2 separate regions of the Mus musculus genome follow, and region 2 is linked to region 1. Evidence: chromatin loops called from intact Hi-C (ENCODE). Cell type or tissue: left cerebral cortex. All regions are shown on one strand.

The links. Hi-C counts contacts between places; a loop is a spot of excess contacts. Peaks named below come from ENCODE experiments on the same cell type or tissue, not always from the same donor. Only the 100,000 strongest peaks of a DNase experiment are listed, where the experiment ranks them.
Region 2: it touches region 1 in a loop (5-fold over the local background); 19 of 42 quality-filtered maps call a loop at or near these places.

Annotation. Positions count from the first base shown.
Region 1 is chr16:94,993,319-95,001,318 of GRCm38, reverse strand. It overlaps Kcnj6 (potassium inwardly-rectifying channel, subfamily J, member 6), which reads left to right and starts at 3,623. Exons shown (of 4, transcript NM_010606.2): 1 at 3,623-4,132. It overlaps Gm31407 (a long non-coding RNA gene), which reads right to left and starts at 3,091. Exons shown (of 2, transcript XR_385080.4): 1 at 2,595-3,091; 2 at 41-361. In left cerebral cortex, a CTCF peak has its summit at 3,550; DNase peaks (open chromatin) are centred at 5,362, 6,141, 6,893, 7,949 and 2 more places; H3K4me3 peaks cover 4,745 bases; H3K27ac peaks cover 3,482 bases.
Region 2 is chr16:94,813,082-94,821,081 of GRCm38, reverse strand. The region is part of intron 3 of Kcnj6 (potassium inwardly-rectifying channel, subfamily J, member 6); the gene reads left to right. Among named protein-coding and RNA genes, the nearest start is that of Gm41507, 92 kb to the right of the region's middle. In left cerebral cortex, CTCF peaks have their summits at 3,565 (motif pointing left) and 4,476 (motif pointing left); DNase peaks (open chromatin) are centred at 4,468, 5,046 and 5,527; H3K27ac peaks cover 564 bases.

The sequences.
Region 1 (8,000 bases):
CTGGATCATCTCATCAATGATCAACCAAGGAAAGAGCATCTCACACATTCAGTTTGTTTATTTTCGTCCTTGAGAAAATGCCATGTTCATTGGAACGACTTCTCCAAAGAGGTGCGGGAGACGAATAGGCTTCCTTTACACAACTGTTCATCTAACCCTCACCCTCCGGTGGTCTTTTTGAAATGTATTTGAAGCTATTATAACTTTTTAATTGTATTTTAATGAATTCTTGGGGGAACAGCGTGATTAAAAAGGATCTCTACCTGCTGAAGAGTGAGGCTAATAACACATCATTATGAGAAAGAGGCGACGATCAAAGGAGTCTCTGGATTATACTCATTTACAAAGTCATGGAACTAAACTAAAAAAAAAAAAAAGAAAGAAAAAAGAAAAAGGACGTCAAAATACTTACAAATGAATCTAATTTAATATCAGCTAAGACAGTGAGTATTGTTCCGACACAAGGAAGTGGTGTAGAAAATCAAAGTGTGCCAGAAGGAATAAGAAGCCATGACTGAATAGCTGGGGGTGAACGTGCCTAAGGTGAGCCCTAAAACAGAGTAGGCAGCTGATGTACCTGACTTAGCAGAAGACCCTTCCTGATTTACACCTGGAAATGCCTTAAGAATCATCTTCCAGTGCACAGACAGGCTTGGGAAAAGAAGCTCCACTATTCCCTCTAACAAACCCGACGGAGTCATCCAGTCTTTTCGAAGCAGAACTGTAGAAAAGAATAACTTTCTAGCTGGGCATGGAGGCGCACACCTTTAATCCCAGCACTCGGGAGGCAGAGGCGGACGGATTTCTGAGTTCAAGGCCAGCCTTTTCTACAAAGTGAGTTCCAGGACAGCCAGGGCTACACAGAGAAACCCTGCCTCAAAAAAAAAAAAAAAAAAAAAAACTTTCTAATTTATTGTACATGTTTGGTGTTGTGCTTGCACGTATGTCTGTACACTATTTGCATGTCTGTTGCCTGAGAAAGCCAGAAGAGGGTATCGTGTCCCCTGGAGCCAGAGTTATCGATACTGCCATGTGGGTAGGTCTTCTGGAAGAGTATTTATGCCCTTAACCACTGAGCCCTTAACTCCAGTCCCTAGGATAAATAAATCAAAATGCTTTAATCACCACAAACCGAAATTTACAGCTCATCTATCACCCCTGACTATTAGGAGTTAAGTTTGGACGTCGATTTTACTTGTAGGGGAGTTGTCAGGAGCAGAAGAACTGTGTTTCCATGGGAACCCAAGGTTTTAAGTTGGTAACAAGCCCTGACCAAGCAGCCAGAAAACCCCTGCACACCAGTTCAGGGCAAGGCTGGTCTGCATATGCACCAGGAAGACAGCCTGAGCTGTAAATTGACCCAGTCCGTGGTGAGGAAAAGGATAGGCCAAAACAAATGGTGCCCCGCAGAGATCATTCATTCCGTCGATTTTACTGGCTAATAGGCCTCTATTAAGAATTGATATATGGAGGGATCAGGCTCACCTGTATAATTAATTAATCCTAAAAGCCAGGGCCAATGTCAGCTTCGGAGCACAGCTCTACCTCTAGGAGGAAATCCTCCTGGCTCCTTGCCTGGCCTGCATTTGACACTGTAGGACAGGCATGAGACATTGCAGACATGCAAGTGCAATGTGCTTCAGGAGTTTGAGAGGTGGGTCCCTGAGGGCTCTGAGGGGCAGCATCCTGCAGCCCCTGAGCACAACTGATACACTCAGGCAGATCTCATTGTCCGAGCTCCAGGGAATAGATGAATTCAGATGGCCTCACAGAACCCCATGCCAATTAAATGTGACCTGTCCCATTCAAAGCACAGTTGTGTACTATTCTTGAAGCTCAGAGGACCACACACAACCCTAGCTGCAGTTTCATGCTGGGGGTTCTGGGGGGTTAATGGAGATAGAACATATCTCCACTGTCTAATTTCAAGTGCCCTGTGAGAAAGACACTTTGGAAATTCTGATGGAAATATATACTAGCCATGCCCACTTTGCAGATTAAATAAAGCACTCTTTACACAGTAGTGCTGAGAACTGATCTAATGTTCCAGGGCTAACACCCCTAGGCCCCTAGGGCATTGTTCTGCCAGGGCCTTGCTTTGTCTTCATTTCTGACACAATTGCTAAGCCCAGCAGACTTATGTAGCATAAGATCACATGTTGTGCATAGTAATGCCTCTGAATGCCACACAAAAGCTGAGGCACGAGCAACTGAGATCACAGTCCCTCGGGGAAAATCATCAACAAATACAAACTCGTAGCCTGTGTGGGTAAGGAGGGCCCAGCTGTTGATGCAAACTGAGGTAAACACCTTTCTGTAGCAAAGTTGGCTCAGAAAGCAGACAGTCTTCCTGAGAGACATTAAAAGATACAAATAGGGGCTGAGATGACTTAGAGCTTAAGGGCCTGCATTGCTCTTACAGAGGACCCAGATTCTACTCCAGCACCCACACTACCCAGCTTATAATTCCCTGTAACTCATGCTTTGGGTAATATGATGCTTTCTTCTATACTCTGTGGGTACACACACACACACACACACACACACACACACACACACAACACACGCATGCATGAACATGCATGCACACCTACTTTTAGAGCGCGAGTTTAGAATAAAATATCATTCACTGCTAAGAGCAGATCTCGATGAATCCCTTCATCAGAAAGGGTCACCTTCTTGAGCTGTGAAGTAAACAGAATACCCCGTGGTTAATAGGGCCATTATAGAATTATCAGCCAGTGGTGTCAATTACTTTTACAGACCCTTGCGAAACTATTTCTCCTTGGGTTAAAAATGCATAAACAGGTCTGTACTTGGGTGGAAGCTAGATGCGAGAAGGCTTTGGAAATGAGCTACTGCTTGCAAAATGACCGTAAAAGAAAGTCAGGTTGTACTGTGGGATGCCCCCTGAAAGAACCATGCAAAAGCAGGTTAAATCCAAACTAGGTGGCTGTCCGAGGGGTGTGTGTGTTTACAGGCAGTTGAGATTATACTCAGAAAGCTCAGAAAGCTTAACCAAAGTAGGGGTGGGGGCAGCAGCTGGCACTACGTCCCTGGAGTGGTGGATAGGATAGAGAAAGCACAGCACAGACTTGCTCTTAGATCTGTGTGAGCAAAGTCTTGGGCTGCAGGCCCCCCCCCTCACCCCCACCCTCAGGCCCCTCTTGCTGGCTAAGGCCTCTCTGGGCTGTGCTGGCCACGTGTGATCTATTTCAGCCCAATGGATGGCAGTGAAGAAACCCCACTTTTCAATTTTCGTCAAAGCTAAAAGAGAAGCTATAACAAGTAGGCATAAACTGATCCTCAAGTTTAGGACTTAAGTGACATGAGGGAATGGAAGGTTCCTGTGCATCTAAGACCCAAAGACTCCTCACGCCCAGCACTAGAAACCCCTATTTCTCGGTGGCGCTCCCCTGTTTTAGCGCCTGAGTCCACTGCAGGTTAAAAAGAACAAGAGGCTGGGCGAAGGGTGGGCAGCTAGGGTCCGGCTCCATCTCTTCCGCCTCGCCGCGAAGCTGATCACTGTGTCGCCTCGGTTCTCCAGCGCGCGGCGCTGCGCCCGCTTTTATCCAGAGACGCGTCGCTTCGTGCGCTGACAGCGCGGCTCAGCCCGTGGGGCTGGAACCGAGTAGCATTCGTTGAATCTGCGGCTTTCATGACGTCTCCCTGCAAGGTCTATCACTTTGCTCCTAAACGAGGATTTATTCCCTCTGCCACTCAAGGCTGTCCCCCAGTTTCCTCGCAACCGGGCTTCCTCCTCAGTCCCTGCCCACACGCGCACTCCTCTGCCCCGCGGTGGCCCCAGCGCCCAGCCCTCCAGCCAGAGGGAGCCAGTCACCAGACGGCAGCACCTGGCTGGAGAGGTTGGGCGGGCCGAGGGTGGGGATCCGCGGGAACCGGCGAGTCGGAGCTGGAGCAGGAGCTGGACCCAACCGCTAGCAGCAGAATGGAGTCTCCTGAAAGCCTGCCGGGGCTGATGTGAAATTGGACCATCTGCTTCCAGTTGGTCTGTTTCCTCCTTTTCTTGTATTTTCTTCCCTCGCCATTCACCGTGGAGTGAATTATTGAATCTTGCTCCGTTCCGAGAGAGGCGATCAGGATGGAGTGAACCTACCCTGTCCACTACAAGGTAAGCAGTGCGTTTGAGTTGCTGAAAGCGAGGAGCTGGCATGGATCCCAGACAGATGTTCCGTGTCCTAGGATCCTCGAGCCTTCGGGTCCTGGCTGCCAGGTCCCCAGCCCCACTGTGGCTGCTTGCATTCCCTACTCAGCGGAGACATGATGCTGAAGTCCACCAGAGGCAGGAAAAGCTGCCTTTGGTTACATAACCAAAAGGAAATGTGTCTCATAGGGTTTTCATTAGCTGCTTAAAAACTCGCCTGGGTGGGTGGCGGGAGGAGGGGTCTGCCTGCCCTGGGCGCTAGAGAATGGGTCAGTTACTGTGGACCTTGCTCCAGCACCTCTAGTGAAGATCAAACATACAGATGATCCCGCAGGCAGGGGCGGCTGGTGGGGTAGGCAGGGAGAGTTAGGAAAAGCCCATTGTCTTGGTGGAAAGCGGTAGCCTTGTTCTGTTTGGGCATAAAGAGGAGAGGATGCGAAGGAGGAAAAGTGAGCAGAAGGGCGAAATGAACCTGAGACAGGGGAGGACTTCTCATAGTCTTCATCAGTAAACCCGAGATGTGCCGTGCTGATGAAAGACAAGGACTAAGTAAACTAACTGAAAGCAGGGAACACCAGGGTCACACGAAGTGTTTATGGCATTTAGGGGCTAGATGAATCTGCTAACTTAGCTTCTCTCTGGATATGTGTTCATTTGTATCAAGACGTTAAGCTTGGGTTAGTTTTTTAACTGAAATGGTATTCTTATTCCCCACGCCTAATAAGCCCTGGGTGGATCCACAGGTATATATACAGGGTTCAATATGGAGAGAATATTAGAGGGGGAACAGATCTACATAGAAAAGGTCACAGAAACAACCTGAGCTTATTGAAAAGGAAATAACAGAATTTTCCAAACAACCCCTTCTTCACCTCTACTTCCCCCAAAAGGAGAGGACTGAGAGGGGGGAACCCTCCAGTGTCTGGGAGTTTGCAATTCATTATAGCTTCAGTGTGCTCCCAACTGCTTTCTCCAAAGTCTCCGGGTCCTGGGGAGCTCTCAGGTACCGTGTGCTATGCACTTCCGTTCAAGCACTAATGCCCTGGCTAGCTTTCTTTTGGTAAAAAATAAATAAATAAATAAAAATGGAGAAGGACAATGTCCGAGAAAGTGGGCTTGCTACAATCAGGGCTGAGCTAACTAAGCTTCGCCCATTTTGCCTGGAGAAGGAAGGCGCTGAGTCTCCATGGCGACCCAGGTGGGAGGAGACATAGCAGCTCCAGCGACAGGAAAAACCGTTGGACAAAACTTTCTTGGCTCCAGGCAAAAAAATGCCCACCGTGTGCCCTAAGGGTATCCTAGGGTATCAGCTGGGTCCAGCTCCCTAAGAGTGATCCACGAGAGGGCACTTATATCCTGTCAGGCTCTCCTCCAACATGGCAAAGTTTCCGTAGATGCCATTCTGAGCAGGTTCTGGTTTCAGCACCAAGGCCAGAGCAAGGTGCAGCGAGTTCATGTCCCTGATAGGATGGCTGCCCCTAGCAAACTCTAGATCTTGTGGTCTTGGGAAGGCAATCTCTATCTATCAAATTCCCTGTTCGTGCTGAATTCGGGTGTCAGATTATCCATGGAATTATGTGGCACACAGGAGTTAGCAAATCAACCATTTCATGCATGATGGTGCATCAGAGTAACTGCTCAAAATAAACACTGAAACCGCAAAAGATCAAAGCTGACCTGAGAACATAGAAAATATCCCTCCTCGAGGAAAGGAAACACGCACGCACAAGCGCGTGTGTGACACACACACACACACACACACACACACACACACACACACACACACGTGTGCTCGAGTGAGATCAGATCCCGAGGAAAACAGTTGAATTTGAACCAAGTATCTGACTCACAGAAAACGTTCACAGGCTCCTGCCTCTCTCACACCCTTCTGTAACTTTCTTTTGGACATAGATTTTGGGAAAGTGCCATGATAGCATCCTGACCAGTAAGAGACCAGCCAACCAACTCCTGCCTAGGGTCCCAAGATCCAAGAGAGTAGAGAAACAGTTTGCCCTTCATCCAGACTTGGCTGGGTCCTCAGCACCATGAGGAGCAAGAGTTAGGGAGGCAGAAGCCGGCTGTGAGCTCCTCTAGTCAGCTTATGAGCACGGTAACTGGCTTCCACGATTGCAGACACAGTGAGGGGGGAGGAATCCTTCCCAGTAATATAAACAAAGGAGAACCTGTGCTGGGGGAGTCTTAGCATTCAAGTTCATCTGGACATTGATTCAGGTGAGTACCAGGATCCACTCCACCTTACCTTGCTAGACATTGGTTTGCTTTGCTTTTTTTTTTTTCCTTCACAGGCCATGGCCCCCGTCAGTTTTAGCTGATTAAACACAGTGCCAGCTACTGCATATCAAGTAAAAAGCCTTGAGCGGTGGCATCCGGATGCAGTGGGTGCAGGTTTCAATTAGTACGGAATCAACAAGGTTTAGGGAGTCGAATGTCAGCAGCACTTCTAAGGAAATCCTCTCTTGAGGACACATCTGTGTGTGAGATCTTAAGTTGGTACTGACTTGTAACGTGGTATAAAACTGGGCTTTCCAACACAGTGGACATGTTGATGTTTCCTAAAGAGCATGCATGCAGAGTGTTTGGGACGTGGTTAAAGCAATATGTATATAGCTGTTAGATTTTTAACTCGTCTCTAGCTGGTGAAGTTAGAGCTGTGTGTTCTGAACACGGGGAAGGGGGTGAGGGATTATACTGGCTTTTGAATTTTGAATCCTGATGGCTGTTGACAAGTTTGTCCATGTTTTAATTTATACGGCTTGCTATCTGAAATAGAAGTGATGTGTAGAATATTTTGGGACTTAAACAAGCTGTACTCTGGCTTTGATCCATCTGCTGTTACCAACAGAAGGAAAGTGGAGATTAGAGGCATGCAGCAGCAGAGGCTGTTGGATAAAGTGGCCTGTCTGTGGGATTTAAAGTTCAGATTCTCTCATAAACTTTAGAAGAGAAGGCTATCTAGAAGCAAGATTAGGAAACTGCTCTATCTTTAGTTCCAGTGGATTCTGTGTGGTAATCAATTGATTTCTCACCTAATAGCCTTTAGTCACAGAGGATTCCATGCTTATAGATTCGGTCCTAATTTTCCAAACTACAACTTGCTTCCTTCCTGGTGGCTTATCACTGAGTAAAGTGCCATTGTGCCTTCTGGGGTCGACAGCACACTCCAGATCAACGGTTTACCCATTGCACATAAGATGAGTTAAGGAGAGCAACTCCATAAGATCTGTCCCTGCACGCAGGTCTCATTCTCATTCTCATAATTTTCAAAAATTACACAGATGCCTTAGCTTCATATCTCTGAGACATCAGCAAGCAGCACATTTGTGTCTATGGCCCAAGTCTTTACTGGGTCTGTAGGACTCACATAGATGGTTTCCTTTGAGCTAGGCAAATGTGTTGTCCTGTCCCTCTGTCCCTCTGTCCCTCTGTCCCTCTCTCCCTCTCTCGCTCTCTCTCTCTTTACATCTCTCCCTCTTTACCTCTCTCCCTCTTTACCTCTCTCCCTCTTACAAACCCTTTCTAATTTACAGAGTGTTTATAAATGGAAAAGCAGCTTTAGAATAAACAGCAGGAAGGCCCATTGGCTATTAAAACATGTGAATAAACCCTAATCGAACCTTAGCACCATCCCCCGATGTTTACAAATAGAAAAAAAACGAGTCTGCCTTCCAGGATTCCGTGCTGATGGGAACCAGCACAAAGGGAAGCTCGGCCTAAGCCAGATCAGAACAAAACCTCACCCTCACTCAAATACAACAGAAGTAACATGTGGGCTGGAAAGGAGAGCAGGCCAAGGAAGAGGCGAGGAGGAGGAGAA
Region 2 (8,000 bases), 180 kb after region 1:
AAAAAAAAAAAAAAAAAATCAGACCTCAGGGCTGTCCCTCTCCCACTCACCTGCAATTTATTACTGAGCCAGCAACCACATCTGGTGCTAGGTTTTCTCTTAGCTAGAACTTTCCTGCCCTAAGCTCACTGGGCCTGACCAAGGGACTCAGGCAGGATGACACAGGGCTGGGAAGACTGCACAGAAGGTAAAGTGCTTAGAAGCACCAGGACCCAGGATTGATCTCCCAGAACCCATGTTTTAAAAAGCATGGCAGCATGTGTGTGACCTTAGTGCTGGCAAGTGGAGCCAGGTAGCTCCCTGGGCTGAGTAGCCAGAGTGGCAAGTTACAGGCTATGGTAGACCTTGATGCAAAAATATGGGTGACAGGATCCAGAGAAACATCTAAGGTTGTTCTCTAAACTCCACATTCACTCACACACACACACAATACTCACACACACACACACTCACACAAACACAAACTCACACACTCATACATATACACACACTCATTCACACACATATACATACTCACATACTCATACACACACATACTCACACTCATACACATACTCATGCTCACTCATACATACACATACACTCATACACACTCACACACTCCAACATACACTCATGCACACACACTCACACTCATATACTCTTGTACACACACTCATACATGCACACACTCACACACATGCACATAAACTCTCATACAGAGCAACGTGCACACACACACAGACATACAGAAAATAAAAGAATAAACTTAAAAATGTAACACAAAGGCAGTCCACTGGCCTTTTCTTCCAGGTCTAGCCAGGTCTAATGTTATCGCCCTGGGTGATTGTATCAGCAGATACTCTGGCCAGCCTGACCCAGTGTGGCCTCTGTAATGCCACGTACAACCCACAATGCAACCAAGAAGCCAGTTGACAAACCACAGGGAAGGAAAAATAAAAACCCAATGTTAAAAAAGAACAATCAATTGTAGGAAAAATCAATGGTAAGTCTGGACTCCTTGCCAGAAAGCACAATGGTGAGGCCATCAATTTAGGCCAGGCTAGTTCAGCTTGTCTGAGGTTTCTACTTCACTGTGGAACACCAGCCAGAGCCCTCTGTGGGAGGAGAAGGATGGTGGTGATGTTGATGGTGGTGATAATGGTGGTGGTGATAACGGTGGTGGTGATTCCCCAGTTACAATGTCATCCTTAGACGATTTTAATTACATACCCATTAGTTAGATACCTCTCCTTTTACAATTTCTCAAATATTTTTATGTAACATACTTATAACAGGGGGTTTGTGGATAATGACAGACAGAATAACCCACAAAACACTGAGGAGAGCGGATCACAAAAACTGATTCTAAAATAGTCCAATGTTACGTTGCCCGAAATTAAGTAGAGTTCTACAACTCAGAAGGCTACCGTGATAATAAAGGTTGTATTTGCTTATGATACTTGGCTCTTAGGCTAGGAAGAGCAGGAGGCCACAATCACTGGCCCACTACAGATGTGGCAGGATCATAAGTGAGGTCACCAAGTCCAGCCCAAACATGGTAGAGCATGGTACATCCCAGCAGCACCCCAGTCTCTACGTCATCAGACATCTGGCACAGATGCACTCCAGCTCCCACCATGACTGGGCATATCTGTTCCCAATGTGGAAGAGACTCACTGCGGATACTCTATGTCTCCAGTTGTCAAAGCAAAGCATTTGTCACTGTCACTTAAGCAGATAGAGTGCTGTGGCATCAGGTAGGATGAACACAATCTAGCAAATGTTAGACCAAGTTAGACCAAGGTTAGACCAGGTTAGACCAAGCTCAATGGGACATCTCATCAACAGTGGCCACCTGAAACCCAGGCCAAGGGGACAGGGAGGGTACCAGAGTTTCCTGTCACATGTCTCATCCTAGGGTCTCTTCCTAGGAAGAAGTGAGTCCACAGACGGGTCTGAGGACGTGTTTACATGTCTCATCTGCTCACCTTGCCACCCACCAAACTCATGATTTTCACCTCTTTTCTCCCATTATCCTTCAGCACAGTCTCCCTTAGATGACAACCTGGTCCTATGCTTAGTTGGGAAGAAGTCAGAATGGGTAGAACACATCTCCATGAAGTTTTATGGTCCTCCCCTGTTGGGTCTCAGCCACTTTCAGGTCTCATCTCCTCTAAAGTCAAGGGCTAGCACTGACACCTACTCTCTGATACCCAAGACTCCTTTACCCACCTCTCCCTTTTCTCTCTTGCAATTCCCTCCTCTCTAGTCTTTCCGTTAACATCAGACTACATTTGTGCTGGGCAGTGGTGGCGCATGCCTTTAATCTCAGCACTTGGGAGGCAGAGGTAGGTGGATTTCTGAGTTCAAGGCAAGCCTGGTCTACAGAGTGAGTTCCAGGGCAGCCAGGGCTACACAGAGAAACCCTATCAAAAAAAATTTTTTGTAATGTCTACCTTCCTAAGAATATTCACTCTTAGAATGTTGTACACACCTGTGATGCTGGCATTCTGGACAGGAAGCTTATCTTGAGTTCAAGGCCAGCCTGGTCTACACAATAAGTTGCACACCAGCCTAGAGCTACATGAGGAGCCCTATCCCTGCTTCCAAGAATAGCCTGTGCTTCTGCTGGGTGCGTGTCCAGCTCCCCTCTAGTTCTCAGCTCTCCTCCCACATGACCTGAGAAGGACTTCCTGTTGCTCGTATTGCCCTGATAGCTGCCTCTCTGTAACACTCTTCCCTGACGTTCATGGCTCCCTGACACCTGCTCTACTTCCTCGGTCCTCTGCAATCCACGCCCTCTCAGAGCCTGCTCCACCCAGAGCTCTTCGCTTCCTCTCCCTTACCTCCAGGCAGATCCTGGGATTTCATTGCTAACTTCTGTGATATTGGATTTCCTCCTTAGACCTTAGCACCTCTCCCAGCTTCTCTGATCAGAGATCCAACTGTGTTGCGCACTTGACTCCCTGGCTCAGGGGCCCAGCAAGCTCACACAACCTATGCACTCAATGCGGAGGTGAGCTCAGCTCTTCAGCCTTCTACTCCTCTCTCCATCCTCCCCGAGAGCATCAGTGACATCATCAACACAGTGACATGGGCCAAAAAGGCAGCAAACTCCTGCTACATGTGAACATTGTGCCTCTCCCTGCATGGTGAACACATCCACTTCCACCCCCACAGCTGATGCCCCAGATCAAGTTGTCAGGGTGAGGAGCCTGGGTCCTCTGTGAGTGGCCACTTACAGAAGCCACCGCCCTCCTAACAAAATTCTAATAGGAATCAATCACCTCCCCTGCTTGAAAGTCACCAGCAGGCTGGGTGAGGAGGCACACGCAGTTAATCCCAGCACTCCTGAAAGCAGGCCAGTGGACTTCTATGCGTCTGAGATCATCCTGATCTACATAGCAGGTTTCAGGCCAGTCAGGACTATATCGTGAGACCTTATCTCAGAAGTAAATAAGTCAGGACTGGAGAGAGGGCTCAGTGGTTAAGAGCACTGACTGCTCTTCCAGAGGTCCTGAGTCTGATACCCAGCAACCACATGGTGGCTCACAACCATCTGTAATGGGATCTGATGCCCTCTTCTGGTGTGTCTGAAGACAGCGACTGTGTACTCACATACATAAAATAAATAAATAAACCTTTGAAAAATTTTTCATTAGAAGTTTTCAAAGCTTCCAGAGAGTCCCACTGCCTCAGGAAAATCTAGATGACTCATGAGTTCCTCCAGAGTCCTTGTAGCCAGCCCCTGCCTGCACCGTGTGCCTGCCCCGTCTCCATCCTCTTGCTCACCTGACTCATGCTAAGCTATATGAGTTTTTTGATTCATTCTCAGGGAAGCCTCCTCAGAAACCATCTGCAGGGCCACTTCCTGCACACTGACCACGGCCAGCCTGCGTGCCCACGGCTGCTGGCAAACTTTCCTCGTTCATCTGATTAGCAGCCGGGCTGCAAACTCTGCAAGAAAGGTATCTTGCCTCACTCGGTGCTCTGATCCCAGAGCCCAGGGCCAAGTAAATTATGAGCAAATGAAATATCCTGTATGGTCACAAACCAGTTTGGCTCCTTAAGCACACAGGAGGAGAAAAAAAAAGTTTAGAGTCTTTTAAAGTTGCCAAGTCAGTGAAGACAACAGTCATGGTCGGCCCAAAGCGCCTGTCTTCTGAGAATTGCTCCAGAGAACCAGAGGGTTCAGGTGGCTCCCGCTGAGCTGCAGACTAGACACCCATTCTCAGTCTCCCTCTCCATCAGGGTGGCTTTTAGTCCCATTACTACCCCAGCCCTAAGTTCCCCACTCCCCAGATATTCTACACCCCAGTGAAGGAACCTCTGGTCTCTCAGCTTCCTGGGCTGCAGATCTGGCAGCCATCCCTCCCTCTGTTCTTCACTTGCTTAATTCTTTGGGGACCAACAACTCCTCAAGCCCTGAGCTGCAGCTCACTCATGGGGCTTCTTGATGCGAAGAAGGAGGCAGGCTTTCTCTGGACTCTCCACTGCCACCTTCTGGAAAGTTCGTGTTATAACAACATAAATCTACACCTCTCAGATACCGGGTGTACAGTAAACAACCCACACATGGTGGCCCTGGTTGAGCTTGTCCGTGCGACCCCATACTTGTCTCTCATACCCAGCCACCCTCACCTCTCCAATATTTGGGGTTCACATCTTCCGAAGATAGTCTCACAGATGTTAGCTCCTTATTTGGGGTGTCCCCCTCCACACCACACAAAACAAACTTTGAAACAAATCCACTTCTTTATCCTCTAACCCCACATCCCTAGCCACTTCAGTGGAGATAAAAGGAAAAACAATCACTCTTGCATGTCATAGTGTGTGACCTGTCTAACACCTTGTCCTCCACTCTGCTCCACACACAAGCCACGAGCCCTGAGTTCACTGTGGCCCGGCTCACATCCACCCTCATACCTACTGTGGCACTAGGTCTGCCTGAGCTGTCGCCTCTATGCCTTTGTGTTAACTGTGAGCCCCCAGTGAGCCTTATGAAGGGCTTGGCAGACTCAGAAGCCCTTCCTGTGCCTCTGATGCTTTCCCATAGAGGTGACAGACCACACGTGGGTGGCGCCATCTGACTACCAAGATAAAAGCTGCCTTTTGTCTTCTATTTTCAGCAAGGACTACAATCTGGCCTATGATCAGTGCTCAATAAAAGAGATAGAATCAGTAATTTCTTATAAACAAGGTCCGACCTCTCTGAGTGTGTCTCAGACCTGTGATATCTCCTTTTCACTGGCCATATGCACCAGAAGCCAGGCAGCACCTAGCCTTCTTCTAGAGCTTAATGTGCCATGGTGCTCACATTAGTTGTTCTTGTGGTTTAAATATGGTCCCGATAGACTCACGGGTTGAATACTTGGTGCCTATAGCTTGTGGTTTAAATATGGCCCTGATAGGCTCGTGGGTTGAATACTTGGTGTCTATAGCTTGTGGTAGTGCTGTTTGAGAGTCTGTGGATCTTTCAGGTGGTGGGACTTAGCCAAAGAAATGAGTCACTGGGGACAACCTTGAGATTTTTCAATCTGGCCCTGTTTCCAGTCAAAGCTCTTTGCTTCCTTGATCTGCTCAGATGGGAGGTGTCTCGGCCACATGATTCTGCTGCCACAATCTTAGCCATGCTTTTCTGTCCAAGACGGACTGCTCCCGCTCAGACCATGATCCAGAATAAAACCTCCCTCTCTTAAGTTGCTGCTGCCAGGCATTCCCGCAGCAACGATAAAGGCCTGCGATGCTTTGCTGCTCGAAATTCTGCCGAGTCCTTTCCCTACTCAGGAATCAAGACATGTTCACAAGCTCCATCTGACATGAACAGATTGTCTGAAGCAGAAATCCAAAAGGTGAGCTTGTCCCTAGCACTCAGTCTCAGAATTCCATGCAAGGTCTCACAGAATGGAGCGACATGTTACTGTTTGAAAATGGACTCATTGTCCACTGAAGGCTGGTGAGGTCAGGAGGCCAGGCTGCGGGAGCAGTGGCCCTTAGAGATCCATTCCTTCTACTCCCATGCACTAAGAGGCTTTTGATGTCATCTAAATTTACTACCAAGTCCTAACAAGTGAGCTTCTCGGGAGACAAGGTGTGGGCAGGAGGTCTACACATAAGTTTCTACCCTGAAATCAAAGGCCATCTGCACTCATCCCTCCCACTGCAGCGATGACAGTAAAGACAGAAAGGCCAGATCATATAGACAAGCCTCCATCATCATCTAAGAATTTTACTTTTACCTAATAGAGGAAAGTTGTATTTATTGTCTATAATATGACATTTTTAAACATACACATATGATATGCTAGCATAACAAACCTTTATTTTGTTTTCTGATTCCCTTCCTAACTCTGTGCTTTTATTTCTGGGTTTTATACACATACATGAGGAATTTTAGCTTACCCCCGTTACATTTTCTTACCCCCGTTACATCTTCTGTTTCCTGTTTCCCACCTGTCGAAACTCTTTTCCCACCAAGTCCCTCTCCTACTTCCTATGTCTTGCTTCTTGTGTGTCCTGCCATGTTTAACTAGGGCACCTGCATGGGCATGGAGGGAGTTATTCACAAAAGCACAGACAACTTATCAATGGCTAAGCCACTGAAGAAAGTGACATGGCCATGAATTTAAAGTCTTTTTGCTGATAATACAGGTGTGCACTGCCAAGGACCAGCCTCGGCTTGGAGAGAGGCTCCTAAGAGAAGGGGAGTTTGAAAGCATCAGGGGTGGAGGGACAACTCAAAGTCAAATCGTTAGGTACAAGCTGACAGCCTGTGTTCTGCTCTAGGTAGCTTTCCAGGCAGCTCTCTGCTCGAGACAGCTCTCTCTTGCTTGAAAAGAATTCTAAAAACTCTCTGGATAGCTCATCTCTTGTCGATCAAAAGCCCTGTCTTTTATTTACATCAATTCGATCATTTTCCCAGGTCCCCCAAATTAGCATCCCACGACCCCAGCCCCCTGATTCTTAGAAAGACAGCAAGTACATTTTTAACATTGCCAATGAGTTCAGTGATCTACCTGCCTTTGTAGGCACAAACAATAAATTTAGCTGGGTTGGATCCCATCCTGAGATGACCATTCCAACCACGCCTGGACCTAAATTCATTCTGTCCCAGGCTAACCTTGAACTCGGGAATCTGCCTGCCTTTGTATCTTTCTGACAAGCTGTCTCACGGTGCCACGGAGTCTGTTCTTTACGGTCTGTGAAGCCCCTCATATAATTCATATTGTGTCCTTATATTTTACATAGTTGAGAAATTATATATTTTTGAACTCATGTTTTCAGAGTTCTTTCCCACAGCCTTAAAGGCTGCCCTGAAGGTCACATCATTCTACCATTTTGCTGAGACATTAGATACAGCCTCAATTCCTAGATTTGTGCTGTCTCTGATTATCATGGAGCCATTAACCTTGACAGAGTGGACATTCCCCAATGACCCTGACAGGGAGAATATTTCCCGAAGGAAGGACATGAAGTAAAAACAAGTCTCATGCCCAGCAATACACACACAGGCTTCAAGCCTAGCAACCATCAGCACTCATGGAAGCCCACACCCTGCTGTCTCTGTTCCAGGGAAGGGAAATCATGTCACACCGTCCCTTCTACATGGCCATTCAGGATTCAGCAGTAGATCATCTTACCCACTTAATGAAAACTTGGGGATTGAACCCATGGCTTCATGCATCCTGGGCAGGCTAATCTACAAACTGAACTAAAACCCCCATGCCCCTAACAAGACCATTCTGAAGAGGAAAAAAGGGTTCAGCTGTGCTTGGTCCTCAGTGAGATCTCCACACCTGCTTCTGCTGTGCATAGAGAGAATCAGCCCCATATTTGAGGGGCTGGCAGTTCAGAACTTGGGGGGGAGCACTTTGGAAGTCTTCTCTCTAAAGCTAGAGAGTAAATGTTTACTGGGGACAGTCTCTGCCATAACTACCAGATTTGTTAACTAATGTTAACATGGCAATAAGGGGAGAAGAGAAAAACGAACAGGACTGTGTCCTGATGAGATTTTACTT